2 separate regions of the Homo sapiens genome follow, and region 1 is linked to region 2. Evidence: chromatin contacts called from ENCODE Hi-C or POLR2A ChIA-PET data. All regions are on one chromosome and are shown on one strand. Each heading gives the region's core, a stretch centred on a gene start or an enhancer-like site at or near the end of the contact. The rest is flanking DNA. Distances are from core to core; before and after follow the strand shown.

What was found. Hi-C counts contacts between places; a loop is a spot of excess contacts on that map. ChIA-PET counts read pairs that join two places held with the same protein, here RNA polymerase II (POLR2A). Pooled maps may share reads with other maps.
Region 1: a loop to region 2 is called in a pooled map, with 8 times the contacts of the local background. The contact joins the promoter of TAGAP here to the enhancer-like site in region 2. A Hi-C loop is called at or near these places in 17 of 37 single-sample maps with no recorded cell type and 11 of 50 pooled maps. POLR2A ChIA-PET finds 5 or more read pairs at or near these places in 4 of 52 experiments (A673, WTC11, activated B cell and 1 more).

What each region holds. Positions count from the first base shown.
Region 1 is chr6:159,043,643-159,046,342 of GRCh38, forward strand. It overlaps TAGAP (T cell activation RhoGTPase activating protein), which reads right to left and starts at 1,349. Exons shown (of 10, transcript NM_054114.5): 1 at 1,237-1,349; 2 at 478-562; 3 at 336-389; 4 at 1-13. The coding sequence starts at 504.
Region 2 is chr6:158,719,803-158,722,502 of GRCh38, forward strand. The region is part of intron 10 of SYTL3 (synaptotagmin like 3); the gene reads left to right. Among named protein-coding and RNA genes, the nearest start is that of MIR3918, 44 kb to the right of the region's middle. RefSeq lists enhancers at 260-1,459, 1,092-1,141, 1,212-1,311. Within about 2 kb of position 1,334, at least 3 of the 41 ENCODE cell types and tissues checked have a DNase peak (open chromatin) inside an H3K27ac peak, as active enhancers do.

The DNA.
Region 1 (2,700 bases), core at 99-2,598, 320 kb after region 2:
CCTTGATATCACCCTAAAAACATTTTTATTTCAGTTAAATATAGTGACTGAAGAAACCTATCGAGTCTTTCCCCACAAAACACACATACAGCATTTTATTCATATTAAAAATGAAGTCAGTAGAGTGCATTGATGTTTTTTCTAGCTTCTAGAAGCAATATTAAGGTCTTGATTGTCATCATATAAGATCCTAATTAATGTGCTTAATTTACTACATGTGTGATGTTAGTTTACTACTCTTATAATTACTATTCAACCCAAATAATATTCAATTAAAACAAAGTTTTCCACCTTCTCACAGTACAGATAAAAAGTCTTAAAAATTGCTTTCTTACCTCTGATTGACATTCGATTAGTGTCTCCATATTATTGGCGTTTAGTGTTTTTGACTAAAAGAGAAAAAATAAAATTAGGTAAATATCTTTTGGCCCTTGCCTGTAGGAAACGTGAATGAATGAATGTGAGAGGGGCACTCACAGCATTGTGGCTGCTTCTCAGCTTCATCAGTATTGCGGCTGACTGTCCAGGGGTGGATTTCACTCCCGTGTGGCTGTGCCTCTGTCTACAACGAATCACATGGAAAGGAGTTAGGAGGGACTCACACAGTAGGCCACTTTCAGCGCCACTTTGCCAAAGCACAGAGTTTGAAACTATTTATTTATTTTTCTCTTTTGCTATTTTTTCACTTGCCTTTACTTTGGAAAAAACTATTACATAGACAAGTTTTCATTTAAAATCAGTTCTGTTACCAGATGTTGTATGTTGTTAAGAGCAGCATCTGAACACAATTATTTCTAAATTATTTAAGTCAACTATCTTTACCACTCTAAACGTTGTTACCAATTTATTCCGTTCCATCAAGAGATAATCTGGATATCAATTACGTTAACATTTTAAATTAACATGAACATTAACTTTTTTGGTGGAGTGCTGACTATATGCCAGCTGTCGTAGTAGGTGCTTTGCATGGATTTTCTCATCTAATCCAAAAAGGAAAAAAAAAAAAACATATCCCTAGGATGCTAAAATAGTAAACATGAAACAAAGATAACATTTACAGAACTCCTACACCAAAAAGGTGCAGCCTTCACGTTGAAGCAAAGCTTTGTCCTGAGACTTTATAAAGTGAGAGCATATTCCACGGGATAGCTGTTTTCTGTTGCCTGTGATCTGAGTGACCTGTGACTTGCGAGGCAGCTTGTAATTTCTAGGCATGTTAATATATAGTGTACTTACCCTTGGAGGGTCTCTAGCCAGAGTTCTTTTACATCCGGTGAGCTGTAAAGAATGGGAGAAACAGCATAACTCTCTGCTCCTTCTAGTCCACTGGGAGAGAGAGAGACCGAGCCGGTCTCCCTTCACATGCTCTGCATTATAAGCGAAGGGGCGGGCAGGTGGAAATTCAGAATATTACAGAGACCGGAAAGAACATCATGGGCTGTCACACGGACGGAGCCAGCCAGACACTGGAGAGCTCTCGCTTCCTCATTCCTTTTAGGGCAGCTATGTCTTTTTTTTTTTTTTTTTTTTTTTTTTTTTTTGTGTCTTCCACTTCAAAGTAAAAAATCTGTAAACTACTAGGAGTGGAAAACATGACATTCAGCCCATAGGTGAAGGCTCTGATTAATGTCATAGGTGGGATGTGTGAACAAGAAATTGTGTTATTCTGTGCATAAACATCACTTTATTTTCTAAAGTGGTAATTTCAAGTGCCTCTTTTTGCATCCTGTTTGGGTGCTCTTTCCCCTCCCACGTGCCATCTGCTCTGTCCACCAGCACCACACGTTGATTAGCACCCCTGGATGTGGGACACTGTTACAGAACCAGAAAGAAACCCAAGACAGTCCCTTCCTTGAGGAACAATCACCGTCCAAAGCCAGGTTAGTTTCCTTTGGAAGTAGAAAGAAAACTCCCTCGAGTCAGTTGTCAATATAGTAACCCCCTCCTCCTTTCTGTAACTCCTGGTCAAAAGTATTGATACTTAATTTACAGTCAGAGCAGCTGTCGTTCTGACACGGAAGGAAAACAAACAAAAAAATTCCTTTGATCAGACCAACTTAAAGTAGGAAAGAGATGGTGAATTTCATTTGTGGATCACTCTTCTGCATAAGAGAATTTCTGATCTTTTCTGTAGATCAAGGGCTATATATGAAACCACTCAAATGCCTCGACACGAGAATGGATGCATAAATTGTGATCCATTCACATAGGGAATGAATGTTGTATAGCACTGATAATGAACAGCCTATGACTATAGCCAACAATATGGTTGGATCTCATAATATGACGCTGAGCAAAAGAAGCCAGACGTGAAAGTGTATATCCTGCCGGCTCCCATTAATGCAAAGCACAAAATTAGCAAAAGTCGTCTGTGCTGTTGGAAGCAAGAGTAGCAGTTTCCCAGAGGGGATGGTAATGACTTCCAGGGGCCAGCGGGGGGCTTGGTGATGGTCCATTCTTGATCTGGGTGGTGCTAGGCTTATGTGCACACTTCCCTATTTATGTAATTTTTCAATAAAAAGTTTTAAAATAACTTGGCTTCATTTATCATCAGCATCTTTAATTTTAAGACTTTTCCGCATTGTCAGTTCTTTTGTCATTTTACTGAAAGGAGGTGATTATGGGGCAGACTTTGGGAAACCGAAGCACAGAGAGGTCGAAATTTGCTCTGTAACTTAGCGGCTCGGTGGGGACCTAGGG
Region 2 (2,700 bases), core at 84-2,583:
AGATCGGCCGAGCCTGGTGGCTCATGCCGGTAATCCCAGCACTTTGGGAAGCCGAGGTGGGCAGATTGCTTGAGCCAAGGAGTTGGAGACCAGCCTGGGCAACATGAGAAAACCCTGTCTCTACAAAAATACAAATATTAGCCGGGTGTGGTGTCACATGTCTATAATCCCAGCTACTAGGGAGACTGAGGTGGGAGGATCGCTTGAGCCCAGGAGGTCAAGGCTGCAGTGAGCCATGGTTGCACCACTGCACTCCAGCCTGGGTGACAGAGTGAAACCCTGTCTCAAATAATAATAAATTAAAAATTTTAAAAATTGGCCGGGCACCATGGCTCATGCCTGTAATCCCAGCACTCTGGGAGGCTGAAGTGGGTGGATCACCTGAGTTCAGGCGTTCGAGAGCAGCCTAGCCAACATGGTAAAACCCCGTCTCTACTAAAAATACACAAATTAGCCAGGCTCATGGCGGGTGCCTGTAATCCCAACTACTCAGGAGGCCGAGGCAGGAGAATCTTTGCTTGAACCTAGGAGGCAGAGATTGCAGTAAGCCGGGATCGTACTGTTATACGCTCCAGCCTGGGTGACAAGAGTGAAACTTTGTCTCAAAAAAAAAAAAAAAAAAAGCCTGAGTTTTAGTGAGAGGTTGACCAACGTGCCTAATGTCACATAGTGAATGAGAGATGGAGCCAGGAGCAGACCTGGGATTTGACTCTGAATTCTAAACTCTATGTTCCCATAAGAAGGACAAATGAGGACCGCTGAAGAAAGAGGGTTCAGGAAGGGGCGTGTGGAAGCATGAGTAATTATCTTACTTGCTTGAGTCACAGGAAACCACTCAGAGGCTAACACTGACTTGGGGTTAACCAGATGCCTGGCATTGTTCTCAGCGTAATGCCCTTCAGAGGTATTTAGCCTTTGTAATCCTTAAGACAGCCCTATGAAGTTGGTACTGTTCCTGTCCCTACTAAAGACAGGGACACTGGGGCAAAGAGATGACCAAGAGCTAGGTGAAGCCTGCTCCAGAGACCAACCACACCCTGTCCACGCCCCAGAGGTGAGACGCATTTCCCATTTGCACCGTGATGTGCTGTGTGGTGGCTCATCCCACGCACCACAGGCTGGGCTTGTGGCGTTCTGCATGAGGATGGCCCGTGGGTCCTCGGCACGCCCCCTCCCCTGCTGCATGTGCACATGGCCCAGAGCCTGGCCAGGGTTGTCTGAAGGGCTAAGGGAGCTCAGGGATAGAAGTGGTGGGGTGCAGGGGAGACGGTGGGGAGACAGTGGGGAGAGAGCCAATCCAAGTAGACATTGTTATGCGTGTGTCCACTTCTCAGCCATGCTCTTGGCAGGAACGCTTCCAACTTTCTGCAGGCCTTCTCTCTCCCCACCTTAATTGAGGTTGTGGCTGGGTTGGTTTCTTTGTTTCATTTTGAGACCAAGTCTCGCTGTCTTGCCCAGGCTGGAGTGCAGTGGTGATATCGTGGGTCACTGTAGTCTCGATCTCGAAGGCTTAAGTGATCCTCCCACCTCAGCCTCCCAAGTAGCTGGGACTACAGGGATATGGCACCATGCCTGGCTGATTTTTTTTAATTTTTATTTTTAGTAGAGATGTTGCCCAGGCTGGTCTCAAACTCCTGGGCTCAAGCAATCCTCCCACCTAGGCCTCCCAAAGTGCTAGGATTACAGGTGTGAGCCACCACGCCCAGCCAGATATGGCTGTTATAAGGGACAATTTAGCCAAATGTTTATAAAGTACTCAGCAATGATAGTATGATCTATAAATGCTAAATAACTATTGGGTTGAAATATAAGGAGTACACTTCTATTTATTTATTTTTATTTATTTTTGAGACAGAGTCTCATTCTGTTGCCCAGGCTGGAGTACGATGGCACAATCTTGGCTCACTGCAACCTCTCCCTCCCCAGTTCAAGTGATTCTCATGCCTCAGCCTCTTGAGTGGATAGGATTACAGGCATGCACCACCACACCTGGCTAATTTTTGGATTTTTAGTAGAAATGGGGTTTTGCTGTGTTGCCTAGGGTAGTCTCAAACTCCTGAGCTCAATCGGATGCCTGCCTTAGCCTCCCAAAGTGCTGGGATTACAGGTGTGAGCCGCTGCGCCTGGTCCAGGAGTACGTCTTTAAATAGAACATTCATCAGACTGCAATTACACATGCCTTAGCTGGGGAGCTCACCAAAATTCCTCTCATTTTCATCAGATTATTAATATTTCATCAATATTAATTATAGAACACGGTGGCCCTGCTTTGGAAGTAGAGGATGCTGGTGCCCACCTTGCAAGTGGCTACACTGAGGCACAGAAGTAGTAGATAACTTTCTTTTTTTGTTTGTTTGTTTGTTTGTTTGTTTTTTTGAGACAGGGTCTTACTTTGTCACCCAGGCTGGAGTGTAGTGGTGCAAACACAGCTCATTGTAGCTTCTACCTCCTGGGCTCAGGTGATCCTCCCACTTCAGCACCCCCGAGTAGCTGGGACTACAGGAGTACACCACTCTGCCCAGCTAATTTTTGTATTTTTTCTAGAGATAGGGTTTTACCATGTTGCCCAGACTGGTCTTGAATTCCTGGGCTCAAGTGATCCTCCCACCTTAAAATCACGCGGTGACTCGGGGATGTTAACTGAGAAAACAGCTCAGGATCTTTTCCACACCACTTCTCTGTTAAGTTTGAACCACATGT